Linked DNA regions of Homo sapiens: all the other regions are linked to region 1. The links are chromatin contacts, found by Hi-C or POLR2A ChIA-PET in ENCODE. All regions are on one chromosome and are shown on one strand. The core of a region is the stretch at or near the end of the contact, and the rest is flanking DNA. Distances in the headings are between cores, read along the strand shown.

Evidence for each region. Hi-C counts contacts between places; a loop is a spot of excess contacts on that map. ChIA-PET counts read pairs that join two places held with the same protein, here RNA polymerase II (POLR2A). Pooled maps may share reads with other maps.
Region 2: a loop to region 1 is called in a pooled map, with 4 times the contacts of the local background. The contact joins two enhancer-like sites. A Hi-C loop is called at or near these places in 1 of 168 maps with a recorded cell type or tissue (OCI-LY7), 12 of 37 single-sample maps with no recorded cell type and 4 of 50 pooled maps. POLR2A ChIA-PET finds 5 or more read pairs at or near these places in 1 of 52 experiments (HEK293).
Region 3: a map with no recorded cell type shows a loop between it and region 1 (4-fold over the local background). The contact joins two enhancer-like sites. A Hi-C loop is called at or near these places in 1 of 168 maps with a recorded cell type or tissue (GM12878), 8 of 37 single-sample maps with no recorded cell type and 6 of 50 pooled maps. POLR2A ChIA-PET finds 5 or more read pairs at or near these places in 2 of 52 experiments (GM12878 and HEK293).
Region 4: a loop to region 1 is called in a pooled map, with 9 times the contacts of the local background. The contact joins two enhancer-like sites. A Hi-C loop is called at or near these places in 18 of 37 single-sample maps with no recorded cell type and 5 of 50 pooled maps. POLR2A ChIA-PET finds 5 or more read pairs at or near these places in 3 of 52 experiments (CD8-positive, alpha-beta T cell, GM12878 and SK-N-SH).

What each region holds. Positions count from the first base shown.
Region 1 is chr7:69,905,060-69,909,415 of GRCh38, forward strand. The region is part of intron 2 of AUTS2 (activator of transcription and developmental regulator AUTS2); the gene reads left to right. Among named protein-coding and RNA genes, the nearest start is that of AUTS2, 310 kb to the left of the region's middle. Within about 2 kb of position 1,397, at least 2 of the 41 ENCODE cell types and tissues checked have a DNase peak (open chromatin) inside an H3K27ac peak, as active enhancers do; they include GM12878, where a contact is called at or near this core.
Region 2 is chr7:69,694,769-69,698,988 of GRCh38, forward strand. All of the region lies in intron 1 of AUTS2 (activator of transcription and developmental regulator AUTS2), which reads left to right. Among named protein-coding and RNA genes, the nearest start is that of AUTS2, 98 kb to the left of the region's middle. RefSeq lists an enhancer at 2,435-2,484. Within about 2 kb of position 1,408, at least 4 of the 41 ENCODE cell types and tissues checked have a DNase peak (open chromatin) inside an H3K27ac peak, as active enhancers do.
Region 3 is chr7:69,676,489-69,680,608 of GRCh38, forward strand. All of the region lies in intron 1 of AUTS2 (activator of transcription and developmental regulator AUTS2), which reads left to right. Among named protein-coding and RNA genes, the nearest start is that of AUTS2, 80 kb to the left of the region's middle. Within about 2 kb of position 2,068, at least 5 of the 41 ENCODE cell types and tissues checked have a DNase peak (open chromatin) inside an H3K27ac peak, as active enhancers do.
Region 4 is chr7:69,736,331-69,740,329 of GRCh38, forward strand. The region is part of intron 1 of AUTS2 (activator of transcription and developmental regulator AUTS2); the gene reads left to right. Among named protein-coding and RNA genes, the nearest start is that of AUTS2, 140 kb to the left of the region's middle. Within about 2 kb of position 2,203, at least 3 of the 41 ENCODE cell types and tissues checked have a DNase peak (open chromatin) inside an H3K27ac peak, as active enhancers do; they include GM12878, where a contact is called at or near this core.

The DNA.
Region 1 (4,356 bases), core at 147-2,646:
TGCTTTTGTTTTATCTTGAGCATTTGGAAACAGGTTTATTCGTGTTTTTCATTTTGTGTCTTTTGACTCTATACTTTGTTGCTGTGAGCCCTGAATGTTGGGAATAGTGAGCATAAACATCACTTAACTTCAGTGAGATACATCTTTGGAATGTTATGACCAGTAATAATTTTATCCTAAATGACATTTGTAATTTTAAATAAAAATTTAGTAAAAATTGACTATGAAAAGGACATAGCATATGTATTAGGATTCTCTGGAGAGCAAGTACCAGTAGAATATATATGTGGGTAGATAAGAGGGGATTCATTCGGGGAATTTGTTCACATGATTATGGGGGCTGAGAGGTCCCATAACAAGCCATCTGCAAGATGGAGACCCTGGGATTCACAGTATGGCTCAGACCAAGTCTGAAGGCCTGAGACTGGGGTAGTCCTCAAGTCCAAAGCCTAGAGAGCCTAGAGTTTAGATGATCAAGGGCAGGAAATTATATCCCAGCTCTAGGAGAGAGAGAGAGACCATTTCGCCTTTCCTCTGTTTTTGTTTTATCTGGACACCCGGCTGATTGCATGGTGCCTGCCCACATGGAGGGCAGATCCTTCCCTACTTAGTTCACTGAGACTCACATGCCAATCTCCTCTGGAAACACCCTCACAAACACACCCAAAGGTAATGCTGTACCAGTTCTCTAGGTATTCTTTAATCCAGTCAAGTTGATACCCTAAATTAACCAACACAGCACATTAACTACCACCTCATAAAATAAAACCTGCAGAGAGAAAATAAGCTGAATGGGAAAAGGAACTGCAATGAAAAGAATGGGCCATAATTCAGCTTGGGTGATCCTGATACCTACAGGAGTTGTTCCATAAAACAGTGACCTTTTATATTTCCCAAAGTAAGAAAATTTTATATGTGTATTTGTGCATGCAGAACTTTATTAAGGGCCATTTAAATCCCATATATTGATAGAGGAGTTAAGAAAGATAAAGTGACAGGAGTGATTCTCAACTCTGGCTCCCATAAATTTCTACAATGTCAGTGATTGAAGAATGAGGGAGCACATCTTTCCTTTAATAAGGCCTAGCCAGTACACTTTTGGTAGTTGATGAGGGTAGGACAGAACTCCCTTTCTTTATTTGAAACTGTGTATTTTTGTGCTGATTAAATTTTACATTTTTCCCTCTTGTGATGATATAAAGTTATCTGCATGTGGCCAGATCTCAGCTAAAGAACATGAAATAAGCCTCTGTACATTCTGCATTCTAATCTCTGTTCACAGCAATCTTGTATCCACACAAGTCTGTACATGACAGGTAATGAGTGGGAAGTGGGAGGAGATGGGTGTCTGTGTGGTTTGCACTGGTGGTGGTGGGGAACTGAGCAGATGGTTGTGATAGCCACATGCTGCGTGATTCCCGTGGGAGTTGATGGTGGTGACAGGCGACTCACAATGTGCTATTTACAGTTTGGGTTTGCAGTCTTTCGGTGACATCTGAATGCTCTTTAGCAACTGCTTTCATTACTGCCTTTCGAGGAGCTGTTAATTGAAAATGAAATTGTGGGTGGGCTTTAAGACAGGCAGACGCAGGCAATTCTGTGTGGTAAATGTTGCTTGAGAACTGTTGGATGTCTTCATGCCCAATTTGTAATTCATTTTCTAAGACTGTAAAAGCCAAAGGTGCATTTGGAGATTCAGTTATGTATATACATAGGCAGAGTTGAATGTCACACCTTGCCCAAAGGGTCAAACATACAGTTATTGGTATGGGTGCTGTGGTTCACGCCTGTAATCTCAGCACTTTGGGAGGCTAAGGTGGGAGGATTGCTTTGAGCACAGGAATTCAAGACCAGCCTGGGCAATATGATGAGACCTTGTCTCTAGAGAAATAAAAAAATTAGCTGGGCATGGTGACGCATGCCTGTTGTCCCAGTTTCTTGGGATGCTGAAGTGGGAGGATTGCAAGGGCCCAGGAAGTTAAGGCTGCAGTGAGCCATGTTCACGCAACTGCACCCCAGCCTGGGCAACAGAGCGAGGTCCTGTCTCCAAAAAAGAAAACCACACAAAACACCTATTTGTCTGGAAACCAACCTAGGGGAATGCTTGGCAATCCCAGCTGCCTGCTCATGTCTTACCTTTGTGTAGTTCTCTTTAAATGTATACAACTGTGTGAGGTTCTTATGTAAAATCTGCTGACATCTTGTAGTGTTCTCTGTGAGTTTATCGTAGGACTTCATCCTCCTTTCTTCCTTTAGCTCTTCATAAAGTTACTATGCAGGAGTAAATGGTTATTTGTTCTCTTGAACTTTGGGATACATTTTTCCTTCCGTATCCAAGGAGGATTCTTTCCAGGACTCCCCATGGATACTAAAAGCTGTGGATGTTCAAGTTCCTTAAATAAAATGTTATAGTATTTTTATGTAACCAACACACATCCTCTCACAAACTTTAAATCATCTCTAAATTATTTATAATACCTAGTACAGTGTAAAAGCTATGCAATTTGTTATTATATTGCATTGTTTAGGCAATAATTACAAGACAAAGAGCCTGTGCATGTTCAGTATATAAGCAACCATTGTAGGCCACATTTTTGGTCTGCCATTGGTTGGATCCATGGATACAGAGGGCCAACTGTATCATATTCAAGTTCTTACATATAACTTTGTTTCTTGTAAACATTTTCATATGATACAACTCTGTTAAAGGCAGTTGGAGCCCAGAGGCAAACAAGAGAAGAAGGAAGAGAGAGGGTGGATTTTATTGGACTTTGACAGTGGTTGATGATCTTGATTCTCTTATGGCTGCCCCCAGCTGCAGGATTGTGATTTGTTTCTTATCTTCAGAGTTGTTTGCTAAAGCATTAGTAGCATTACTGAAATGGTAGCTTTTGTAAATGTTTATATGTTGAATTGTTTTATTGCCCATAGCTTTGCACAGAAATCTTGTGCTGAACAAGGAATGACCTCCCTCTTGGAAGTGCTGTTAACTCTCTTTTTAATTAAATATGAATATAGATACAATATAACTGCATTTTTTTAGTTTTCCCTTGAACATTTCAGTGAATACTATCTGGGACAAAACCGTGCTGAATTATACGCTTTCACTACTATCACTCTTTGCTCTTAGAGAGCCCCCGAGGCTTGGGGTGAGGAGACACACCCCTTGCTGTACTTAACCCTCAGTCCCATTAGACCTGCTTTGCCACAGGAACCCAGCTGTTTTAATGCATTTGAGTTGCTGTTGGGTCCTAATGATGTTTAAAAGAACCTGTCTTGGTATTCTAAATGAACTCTGGAGCATTGCCTATTGATGCAAGTGTTGATGATTTTATATCAGGCAGATATAACTTTGTTATTTACTCTGGGGCTTTTTACACCTAGGGGTGTGCATCCTCACACCAGTGCTCACAAAGACACACACAGGAGCAGAAACCAAAATAGCTCACAAATGTGGGCAAGTCCTGTGGGGGACCACCTTATGTCTCTCAGGAGGCCTGATGAGCTGTGCCATGTGGCCTTCTGGAACATTATACCTGCATTCATTGATCACAGCTCTGCAGAAGCTGCCACTTCTCCTATGTGCCTGCCTGCAGTGACGCTGATGTAGCAGGTCATTCTGTAATCACTGTTTGCACCTGCATTTGCTCAGGAAGTGTTTGCTCATACATCTTGAAATCATGTATTACAAACCTGGACAGGTCCTAATTGCTGGTGATGGTTCTGAGAGGTTGAGATTGGCTATAATTAGATGGAGAAGCAATTAGCTACATATTCTGAGTAGGGAACATACAGAATAATGTTTCTCAAAGGGTGGTCTTTGAACCCCTATGTCAGAGCAACTGTGGATCTTTTGTTAAAATGCAGATTCCCAGGTAATCACCTTGGCATAGTCCATTGGGTGGGGGTCAGGGTGTGGCAACAAGGAACTGGAGTTCCTTCAGTGACTCCAGTACAGGTGCTGCAGGAGCCATATTTTTAAATAAACTGTACTTATTTTTTATTTTCAATTAAAAATTGCAATATTGTTAGCAAAACTTGGGAAGAATCATAAAATTGTAACAACATATCTTGCGGAAATTAATTTTATCAATAATTGGATCATATTTTTGTTCTGTACATTTACTAATTGAGTTATCTTCCAAAATGTATTGGCAAGAAAGAAATGTTTCTGCCAGATGATGTAGACATTATATAACAAAAAATGATGTTTTCAAAATAGCTACTTTTTCTAGGTGTTTACTAGAATGGACCTGATAGAATAATTGTATTCTAGTATTCTCTCCTTAGGCCCACTGGCTCACTCAAATAATAGCTGTTTATAAAGATGCTAACCGGAGTTTTTTATTTTTCATT
Region 2 (4,220 bases), core at 158-2,657, 210 kb before region 1:
ATTGAAATCCATTATTTTACAAGGTGGCCTTACTATTTATAGTTTGACTGTAGGTATGGCAGTGAGAGATAAAATTACTTTTTCTAGCTTTGCAAAACGCCAAACGTCTTTGAAATTAAGAGTAAAAGGGGTTTAAAATATGTACTGCTTTATAAAGCAGGAAAACCCCACTGGAACATTTTGGGTGTTTACAGAAATGGGTATTCCATGGGAGAGAACGTGGTAACCTATGTTTTGTCATCATTTGTTTAATCACTGAAAATATATTAACAGGCCAGGCATGGTAGCTCATGCCTGTAATCCCAGCGCTTTGGCAGGCTGAGGTGGGAGGATTGCTTGAGCCCAGGAGTTTGAGATCAGCTTGGGAAACACAGTGAGACTCCATTTCTACAAAAAAAGAAAAAAGAAAAAAAAGTCACATGTGGTGGCACACCCCTGTGGTCCCAGCTACTTTGGAGGCTAAGGTGGGAGGATAGCTCGAGCCCCAGAGATCAAGGCCGCCGTGAACTGTGATCGCACCACTGCACTCCAGGCTGAGCAACAGATCAAGACTCTTGTATAAAAAAGAAAAAAAATTTTTTTAAAAATATAAATATAGATTAACAAAGTAACAGGGAATATAATATTTTCAGGTTGGTCATATAGAGGAAATACTATATTGTGTTATTCAGCTTAATAAAATATAAAACAAAAAAATTATTAACTGTTTGAAAAATTGTAGTCAGATATTTGATTAGGGGTAGGTCCTGATTTGGATGAATTTGAATCACATTCGACTAAATATTGTGCTTTTTAATACTCACTTTAAAAACAAAATTAATTGGGCAAATGTTCATATCCATTTTAAAAAACTATCCTCTTAAAACTAGATTGATAGTAGACATTAATAGGCTTGATGTTGTTTATAATATTTTGCTATATTTTAAGAGCATGCTTTTGTATATTTTCTGTTTTAGTGAAGCATTTTAAAAATGCCCCCCTCCCACAACTGCAGGAATAAATCTAACAGATTTTGACCAAAATTACTCTAATTTTGAATTTCTTGAAACTGGGTATGGAAACTAGACATTAAAAAAAATCTTTATTTTTAAGCACGGTTTCTTGGTCAGTAGCTTCTGTATTACGGGAGAACACAAGAAGGGGCCTTCTTGACACTCAAGAAATGCTCTTTTTCCATCTACAAATAGGAAGACACCCTTTGTGGTATTTTTGTTTTGTGGGCCCTGAATGAAAACGTATTATGATCAGTTTTAAAAATTGCTGCCCCTTTAATATCTGAATATATTCGTGGCTAGTGAAGCACATGCATCTGTCAGATCATGGGTGAGAATTCACTTTTCTTTTTGCGATTTCTCCAGCCACAAGGACAAATTTAGTTTTGCAGAGCAGTTTGACACCTCTAGAAGCCTGCGGTTAGCCTCGGTGCACCTCTAGCAGCTGCATAGGCTCAAGAGGACCTCTGTTCTTCCCTTTTTGGTTTGGTTACCTTACCCCTCCTCAGGGAAAGGCCAAGAGACTCAGCACTTCCTCCCCAAGTGAGTTTCCTTAGTAACGTCAGCCTTCTCTAATGCTGGCCAAGGGTGTCTTTGCTGGGCTGTTTTCCCTCCAAAATAGACTCACTGGGGTATAGAATTTTTTTTTTACGTGAAGGGTATAGAATTATTTTCAGAATAGCAGCAGGGTAATTAGGCTCATTGTTGACATGTCATTGAAGTCTCCATGTGACAAAATTGCTCCTCCCTCTTTGAGCACTCTGAATACTCTTACCCTCTTATCTCGATCTGCTCTTTAGAAATACCAGCAGATAATCTGGGAGAAGGCCACCATAGCCATGCACAGAGTGGGGAGAATGAGGAGATCTTTGCTGAATGTCTTTTAGTTGTTTGAGTTGGAGATAAATGCAGAATGACCTCCATTTTGCCCTAAGAACCTGACCTTCTTGTCACTTTGTGTAACATTAATTTTCTAATGTGTTCTGGTCAATTTGTAAAAAGATTTTTTTTCTAGTGTCTCAGCTGTTGGTTTGACTTTTGTATTTTCATTGGTAAAATATGTATGTCTTTGCTGTGAGCAGAGAGAAACAGATTAATAAAAACCACTGAACCAGCATTGCATATGTAATTAATTAACACCACCAGGAAAGCTGGTTCATGGTTGTGTGTAAACTTATTTCCAAACATCTAAAAAACGTTTAGAGTTATCTTATTCAGTTGTCTCACTTCTAAGGGATAGGTTAGGAAGCTGTAACGTATGTGTATGCACAGAAACTGTTGGACAATGATTCTCAAACTTTACTTTTCATTAAAATCGTCTGGAGGGCTTATTAAAATGTAGATTGCTAGACCTCATCCATAGTTTCTGATTCAGTATGCCTGGGTGGGGCCTTAAAATTTGCATTTCTCATGTGGCCCCAGGCATTGCTGATGCTACTAGTCCAAGGACCTTACTCTGAGAATCAGTTTTAGGATGTAGATCTTATGTTCCTCTTTGCCAAGGGCAAATGAACTGAATTGTATAGGCTTCCTTTTCTTTTACAAGAAGCATTGCCTCTTCTAAGTAGACATCCACCAAATATTTATGTACTGTATCCATGGTGCCATGCACTGAGCTAGGTGCACTGGGGATAAATAAAATGATCTCTGCCTTGGGGAACTCACAGTTGAGAGAGGATTAAATTAAGAAACCCACCAATCGTGATTCAATATGAGAAGTGCTGTGGTGATGTCAGGGGTAGGCTTTCTAGATTTGCTATGAGGTGCAGTCTGAGCTTTTTCTCAGACTGTCTTAGCTTTATACCTACAGAAATAAGTGAAAGAAAATGAATCTTCTGCAGCTTAGGATTTTGTTAGTGCTCAGATCAGTTTCCTCTCGTCCTTGACTTTGGGCATCCCAAGCTCTGTATTCAGACACTCCTGAACTGGCATTGTGAGCTCTCCACCCCAGCTTTTGTGGAAGAGTCCTTCCTCCATTTTTAAATTACAATTTCAGACACTGTCCACTGTGGCAGCAGGATTTGTAACAAGACCAAGTTAAGTGATCTTGGCTGAACTGATTTATGAGACAGCTTCAAAAATTCATGAGGTACCATGGGAACTTTCTGTAGTGGATCAGCATGCCGCTTTTCCTTCACTTCTTCAAGTAGATCAGACATTTTGTGATAACACGGCAGTTTATAGTGGAGCCTTCTAGATTATGGCTCTGCTGATTAAGACACTAAGACAGACCTGAAGACAAAGAGAAGGGAGAACAGGATGTTACTTTTAGAAACTCCTGTTATCCTAAGCTTGAGCAGGGACTTTGGGTAAAATACATCTATGTATAACTCAATTTATACATAGAACTCTCTAGGGCAAGTTTTTCTCCAGTGGTGATCTGATATGGAGTGTCTTGGCCATTAATAATGGTCCCATAATTTTAAGCACAATAAAATGTTAGGTGTGTATATGCGAAAAATTGAGTGACATAGTAGTTGTCTCTCCTCTCTTTGTGAAAACCGGTAGACAGGAACGAAGGATGTGGCCAAAACCAGTGACAGGTTATGGTGCTTTCCCTATTTTATTGATTGCTCATTTCTAGTCTCTAACCTTATTTGCTACTTATTGATCTAGTAGAAAAGCAAATAATTTTCCCTAGATAGTATTTTGTTGAGCTGGGCTTTGATGACTTGTCTACCAAAGGGTTTTTAAAAAGTACTTACCTGCTGAGTGGCAGCCTGTCTACCATTTAATGTTATTATCTGTGAGCCTGGGGGTTCCTTCTTAGTAGGATCACTGATGTCATAGGCTGCCTCTTTATTCTGCCTACTTTCCTGCAAGATACCACACATGCCCGTGGTCTGCTTTAATGGCCTCACAGTGCACACAGCCTTAGACTTAACACAAGAAACATATGAGTGATCCCATTGGAGATAATGTGTTGCCGAGTCAATTTGGGTCAGCATCTGCCAACATGTCAAATTTTCACACTAGGTTGTATTTTGAGATTTTTATTCATGCTTTTGGGTTCAAATTTACTCACAAATAAGTTTTGAACTTTTAAGTGCTAAAACTGCTGAGTTCTTGACTATCTGCACTTGGGGAGGGGAAGGTTAAAGATAAGGGGTGGGTATGTATGGGAAGGAAACAGTAGCACAGATCATCTAACATAGGAGGTAAGATAGATTTCCCAATGTCATATATAACTTTGACTATATATTTTTTCCTATGTTTACATTCTCCTGT
Region 3 (4,120 bases), core at 818-3,317, 230 kb before region 1:
ACTTTTCAGGTCTTGGTCTGGGGGAAGATAAAGAAATGGAGGTCTTATGCTTCACAATTTGGTTTAAGTCAACTATGGCAAGGTATCTTGACTTAAATAAGTGTGACTTAAGTAAGTCTGACAATTTAAATATTAGAATGGTAAGACATTTTTGTGCCTCTATAGCCATATGTCCATCTTGGGGAGGAAAAACTGAAAATAAACGATGATTACTTTTCAGTATTCTGTGGAAATCTTACTTCTCTTTTTAGTTAATTTTTCAGTGGATAGGCTCCCTACCTGCCAGCCCTAAATTCTTATTTATTCCTGAAACTCTGGTTTTTTTCTTTTTTCTTTTTTTTTTTTAAAGTATTCTGAAACTGTTTTCTGACCATGCTTCATATATTGAAGTAGATTTTTTTCACAGAAGGGTAAAGGAAGTGCATTATGTTTCATATGTAGATGCTTTTCAAGAACACACAGCTTCTCATCATTCATTTTAACAGTGGACAATTTTGGTGCCTGTTTATGGAGATTCCTTGGGAATTATCAGCTGATAGAAAATTTCTGAAGAGAGATAGAAAATCTAATCTATTTGGATGTCTTGTTAAATGGAGCTTTTTGAGTATAAGGGTTTCTGAAGAAATATAGGCTGTCAGAGCTGATAGAGTTTAGAGAGTCTCTGTGTACCATTCTTTATAAATAAAGACAGCCAAAAGCCCAGAGAAGTGAGGTGCTTGATGTTAAGATTTAGTTAGTGGCCCCCTACTGGTCTCTGAGCTGCCCATCACTCTACCTTGACTAATAGTGATAACTGATGTTTCTGGCAACAAATCCAAGGTACAAGTTTTCCAGGGTCTTCAAAGGAAAGCTACATTATATTAAAGTTCATGCTGAATATCTTTTATTGTGTTCTGATAGTTTGAAAATTGGTTATTTTTGTACTGTTGTAAAACTATAGTGCTTAACTGGAAACCCCAGCATTAACCCAGCCTTTGCCAGCGTTTCCCTTCTATAGGATGAGAAAGTTGTTGAAGAGTGAGGAAAAAAGATGGTATCTTGTCCTTAACAAAAGGTCTACGTGGATGAAAGGAGAAACTGACACTTATTGTTAGGGAAATGGTAATGCTTACATGATGATCTAATCTGGGTTTGAGTTTCGTTTTTGAAGTCACCAGTTTTTATTTTGGTGTTTTTCAGATATTCTTATAGCCTTCCTGGGGAGATTTATTTTTTGGAGACATCGCTCACATTGTTTACTCCTCTAGGTTAAATGTACTAGGCCATCTGTTGTTAATTTTGTAGTTGTATTAAATTCCATCCTTTGGCTGGATTTTAAGCACCAAAAGCAAACTTAGACAGAAGCAGGAGCATTTGCAAATTACATAGCTTTGAGCCTAAATGGTGGTTTTTATAAGTGCAGTTTTCAAATGGGCTGAGATTCTATTTTGAGTTTTGGGATCAGTAATTTAAACACAGGGACCTCTACGAGTTCTCTGGAAAAGCCCATTTTGAGACCCTGAACAGTTGTTATGCCAAAGCAAGCTCTTGGGGTAAGGTTGGCAGTGATGCTGCTGATAAATTACTTTTAAGATGCTTGGGGCTGAAGGACAATGATTTTGTAATAGTGTTTTAAGTTCTCAGGCTGACCTATGAAATCTGGAAGTGCTCATCTGAAAGGCCAGTATTCTTTCTGACAGGCACAGGAAAAACTCGTCCCCTGCTTGATCCTCATGCAAGCATTTCTTGGAGGAAGCCAGGCCTGTGGGTCTTGGGGGCCAGAACAGAGACACTGAGAGCAACACTACTGGCATTTTGAATTTCTGCTGAGGCTGCAAAAACATTTCAAGGGAAATCTGAAGTTATCCCTTCACTGTCTACAGCCTCTTGAATTGACTTCTGGGTGTTACAGATGGGACCAGCGTGTGTAAAAGCAGAATTTATATTCTATTTGGATATCAGAATCAAGTTTCTCTTTTTAAAATAATTTTATGGTAAGTCGTGGTTTCTCTGATATGATTTCTGTTGTGAGCGGAACAAAAATCATGGCGAAATGGTGTTATTACTTAACCAAATTGCCTCGTGTACAGACAGGCTGAACTGGTGCTTTGCCTAGAGTTGGCCTGGAGTTTTCAGAAACTCAATTGTGGCCTTTATAAGGCTGTGCCTGGGGTTGTATTTCCAATCTCTCTCAACTTTTGTTCTTGTGGAAGGGAGGAAGTAGAGCTGTGACAGATATATTGCCAGATAGCACACAATAGCACACAAAACGAGAAAGACACGGCGTGAGCCATTCATGGAGACAGATTTACGCTCTGTGCTGCCCTCAAACCATAGATCCATCTATTTCAGAGAAACAACTTGCCCACTGTATTATATTTCAGACAGGGACATGGCTTAGAAGAGAGATGCTGACTCCTTCTGTTTAGCTTTTGCCGATAATGCTGCACGTTTTGCTGTAGAATTACTTTTGTGGGGATGGGAAAGTATGTTTGGCAAAGGAAGGCCTGTCTCTAGATTGGAAGTGGAAGAAGGGAGATATCAGGAGAGTAATTGGCCATGCTGTCGCCATAGTGAAGTATATGTGTATATTTTTGCTGGGTTTTGTTTCCAGCCAACTATATTATCAGGTGTTGGATTTTTTAAACTTACTTCACAATAAGAAAAACAAAGCTAGAGAGATTGTGACTGGCCAAGGCCAGAATGTTTGGCATTCGTAGTTTCTCTTTAGTTCTCTCTGTAGGACCATTTCCTGGAGTTACAGAAGAATTGACCAGTGTGTCAGTGTCTTTCATGTACATTAATGGGCGATAGTATTGGTAGTGGTTAATATAATAGCATGGGTTCTGGAACCAGTCTGCCAGGATTTACATTCAGGCTCAACAATGCCTTAGCTACATGCCTCAGTTATCTTACCTATAAAATGGGGATTCCAGGTCTTACCTTATAAGGCAGCTCTGAGAATTGTTTAGTTAATATTGAGGCAGTTATAACTAAGTGTTCAGTAAACTTAGCTATTGCATTTTAAAATTTGTGTTGATTTTATGGAAATAAATGATGATGTGTGATACCTGGTAGATTGTTCGGCAGACATTTCAAATGTAAAAAAATAACTCTGTCTGCATTGAAATCTTTCTAGATTGATAGTTTTAAATAATGAAAAAAATACTTCTGGGAATGATCTACATTTGGAAGAAATCAGGAAAGAGAAGACTGTGTGTACTTTTGCATTTCTATGTTTTGGGCTTGTAAGATATGTGATTGTATATTTCATGTCAGTAATAATTTATTTTGGGGAGTAGAAGCAAATGTCAGTTACATACATCATCTATGGAATAGATTTTTAGTTTTATTTATTTTAACTGGATGAAATGGTTGAGTGTTGCCTTACTTGGTTGAATTTAGACATTTGAGAAAATTTTTTTTTAACTTTTGTGACACACAAGGACCTTTGAATGAAATCAGTCCCCTTTTCTTCCTTTAAAAAAACTTATAAGAATTACCATTTCTTGACTAAACAGTTGTTTTCTTTTAACATTATATACTTGTCTCTACATAGATACTACATTTTTTAGTTAGATGTGTTTTGGAAGAGCATTGACTTTTTTTCCTGTTACATTGGAAAAATTTAATGGCACGTGTATGTTATTCTTATCATGAAGTGGGTTTAGGCATGCTGCCTTATACTAAATAGAAATCCTATAGTAGTTGTTTTTCAGAAGTAATCCATTGATTCAAGTCATTCATTGATTCATTTATGAATACTTAAGTATGGTTACATAGGTAGGGATTGTCAGAATTGGCTTTTGAGCATTTTGTTTAGCAGTTATAATCCAGGTGGCAAATATACTGTCTGATTCAATTACTTGCATGAAATCACTTTAAACAGCTACTTAAGATGAGTTGTCCCTAGGCCTGTCTTTATCTACTTATTGTGCATGTGTGCTAGCATACACGCATTATCATTGTTGTTTTTTATTGTGTTAAAAAAATATTACAAAGTGTACCATCTTAACCATTTTAAAGTGTAGATACTTCAGTAGTGTTAAGTATAGTCATTTCATTGTGAAACAGAGCTCCAGAAATTTTTCATCTTGTGAATATGAAACTCTATACCCCTTAAACAACAACTCCCCTCCCT
Region 4 (3,999 bases), core at 953-3,452, 170 kb before region 1:
CATCTGAATTGGGAAACCTATTGGCTGATTTGCTTTGACTTGGGTATTTCCTGTGATTTTCAGCCGGGATGTGCTCCTGTGCTCAGAAGTGAGGATCTGTTGTAGGTTTATGGCCTAGATTAATTGGGATATTTTGTGAAGTCTCTGAAGTGTTATCACTTCATCTTTATCCTTGCCTGCTATTCCTCATGAAAAGCATTTGAATTATTTTAGAGAAGATATAAATTTGCTTGTGTTATCCAGTGTCAGCTTAAAGCTGATTAGCATTTTGCATCACCTTTGCAACTCATAAATCATCCACTTACCCTCTCAGTAAGCAGGCTGTAAGTCAGCATGGAAGCACCTGCTGCAGCTTCTTGTCCTGTGATTTAGAGGACACTCCAGATTCTCTGCAGACCCTTCTGTGGTGTTATTCTCTGGTAAGGCTTCACCTATATGGGAAATGAGTAAAGACTTTTGGTGACTTTTTTTTCCCTAGGGAGTTCTTAAGGGTTACCCTGGACGAGAGACTTCTCAGAAATATAGTCTTTAATAAACCTGGTCCAGGCACAGGTTTGGTTCATTTGGCATATTTGTTGTTTTAAAAATTTTGGAGGTACTTTTCAACATTTAAAGTCCAGGACATTTCACATTTAAAAAAATCCAGATTTAGGGTTATTCCGGGAAAATCAGAACACCTGGCAGTGTCAGGCCATGCTGCATGCCTGGCTTCATTTGTTATTGAGAGCAGGAGTGCTCTAGGAAAGGGGTACAGATTTTCCATTTTGCTGTAGACTCTACCCCTCTCAGTTTTTCCATGGGAGTCAACTTTACTCAAAGTCCTGCACTGTAGATGCTTGAATTGGTGACATCCTTCTATGTTGTGCGAGTGTATAGATTGTTTTTTTTGTTTCTTTTTTGAGTAATATCAACCATTTAACTCAATTGAATAATAACAAGAGGCTAACATTTATCAAATGCTATTAATGTACCAAGTACTGTGCTAAGTGCTTGTAATATGTTTGTTTATATATTCTTTACAATTATCCTAATTGTATAGATGAGGAAGAAATTGAGGCAAAGAGAGGTTAGATAACTTGCTCAAGGCCACCTAGCTAGTAAAAGTCGGGCAGAGTCACTGTGGTGTCCTCAGAAGCAAGTCCCTGCTTGGGCTAGCATTTTTGCCTAGTCCGGGTTATCTCCAGAACCTGGTCTGCTCCTCATTCCCATATCCCATTAGGAACAGTGGGCATCAGTTGCAAAAGTAGATGACAGTAACACACTCCCTAAGTCCCCAGTCTGCTCCTGGGAGGAGCAGCCTGCCTTGTTCATGGCAGTCATAGCCACAGGGGGATGTTTGAAAGACAGCCCCTTATACAGTGTCTATTGATTTTCTTCACCCTCTTGTTTTGCTCATCCATCCTGTTGTTCTAGGATGCTTATTTGTCATGCATAAAAGCCTTGTTACAGTGAACCCAAACAAGTCATTGACATTTAAAATTAAATTGCAACAGGTATTGTCAATAGCTAAACTGCTCATTGACAGTGCATTGCTAATTGCATTGAGAGAACATCCTAACTGGGTATATTCTGCCAAATCAAATCGGAAACATTGGCTGTCTACCAGCAAATTCATTTTGACTTGCACAGAGTTTGGGGATCCACAGATCCCTCACCAATCTCAAAATACTGTGTTTATGGAAACGCTAATTATTATTTTTTTTTTTGCTGAGGTTCTTTGCAGAGAAGGGGAATTCTGATCATCTTCACTGACTGCTAAGCCAGGAGTCAGAAACTGTGCCTTTGGAAGGGAGAGAACTACAGATTTGGGGTGGAGTAAAGTTCAATGCAAGGGGGTCATTTGGGGAGGTGGGCCATCAGGTTCTTTATCTGTAAATCTAAGCCATATCCTTGGATCCATTTTTTTTTTCCTTCTCTCCTTTTTCATCCCCTTCTCTCTCTTCTATAGGTACATGGGAGGGGGACAAGGGTGGAGACACTTAATTTTTATTAAGCACTGTTCGTGGTATTTTATGTGAATTAATTTGTTTACTTCCCACAATGACCCTGGGGAGCAGATATGCTATCAGGTAAAAAAACTAAGGCACAGAGAGGGTAAAACTCTTCGAAAGAGTCTTGTGGTTAGTCAGCTTCTGTGAGAGTGAGAGTGGGCTGCCCTGAGGCCATCTGTTCCCTCTCCCCAGCTGATATTTTTGTGCTCTCAGGGTAAACATTTAAGCCTGTGAGTTAAACTCAGCCTTGGACTAGCTGAGTTCCTCTGGAGGCCTTGCAAGTAGCAGTTTGGTTGGCAGGGCAATTAAGTATGCTAGGTGCACTGTGCTGAACCCCAGGAGGGAGGGAAGGAATGGAATCTAGTCTTTGCTTGCGTTATACATGCTTATTGGTTTGTGGCAGGCGTGATTGATGCCAGAATCAAAATGACTTAAAGCAGCTTCCCTTGAGAAGCACTACTCTAACGGTTTTTTTTCCTCTTTGTTGCCCTAGGTCCCTTGTGAATAGGATTTAGCTCTGATTCAGCTGCTGCTGTTCTTTTGGTAATCAGTGTGGAGGAAGGAGATGAGGGCTGCTATTAATGGCTTCTTATTTTGCATTCTCCTAATCAGATATCCTGCAGTTATTAGTGTGAATGCAAGATGTTCGGTGGTGTCCCTGGGTGGTTTTCTTAGGTGTACTGGACTGTTAGCTTTCTAAGATGGAATGTTTTATTAGGTTCTGGCCTAGGGGGTTGGTTAGATGGGTGGAGGTTGTTAAAAAGCACTAAAGAAAAGGAATAGGATATAAAACCAATCTTCAGGGGGTGGGAATAACAACCCACCACCTTCACTTCCCTCCCCTCCTGCCCTGAAAACCTTATCTTGCTAATACCCTTCAGATATTAAAAGTGAAATAACAGAGCTATTTACTAGGCAGCTAAATGCAAATTCTCTCCCCCATTAGTTTTAATTAGGATGAAATCATACATTTAAATAACCACTTCTATTACTAATAACTGAACTTCTGATTCACTCTGAACCCAGGCAAATGCCTCTTCTGGTATGAATGGCCCACCTCTGAGTCATTCCGCACCTGCATATTGACACAGCCAGGCTCCTGATGTGGGTACACACATCTGGGATTTAAGGGCATGACTGGCATGTTGAATCTTGGGTATAAAGCTTTCTGCACTATACCCTGGGGACAAACAGGATAGCTCAACTGGAGAATAAAGAGCTTGCAAGCTCAAAAGAAAACAACAACCAAAAATACCTCAACCAAATTCTGCTCTTGCTTCTATCCTACTGTTTCTTTAGGTGTTTAAAGGGCTGTAGTTTTAAAAATCTCCCACCCACCTCATCTTTTTAAGTAAATGTCACAACAGTACTATGTCAATACAGTTGAAAATAAGTATTTGAGTTGAAAGAATTGGCTCTTTGAGGCTTTAACTATCAGATTTGTGCTAATTCTTTACTGTTTCCTTGACATAGTATATGCAGTCTGTGCTAAGAGAGTATGGATGTTGTCGTCGGTGTATAGAATGGTGGCTGTTGTAAACTTCTGTATGTTGGGGAAGGATTGAACCTGCTGTCTGGAGAATTAGAAACCAGCAGCTTGACTTAAATCCCTCAGTGTCACAACCAGCTAATGAAGGAGAGGACTGCTAAACTCCCAGTGGTCTTTGTGGCTACGAGGACTTACTCAAGTTTGAGACTATCTTTAGTGGGCCAATGACGTAGGAACACAATCAGCAGAGGACATGTAGTTTACAGCAGCCTGTAATGTGCCAGAGACATGACTAGCTGCCTCTTTGGCCCTGGGGAAGTGTGTCTGGCCCTGCTTGCATCCTCTGTGAGTGGGAATTGTGCCAGACACCAGCTAGACATGACCAGCTGCTTCTTCGATGTTCTGTGGACATGATTGGCTGTAGCTTTTGATCAGGACAGTGTTCCTAATGAAGTGTGACCAGCGTCATTTAGACAGGAAAGAATGACAGCTGATGTGCAAGAATTTTTCTTGATTGGC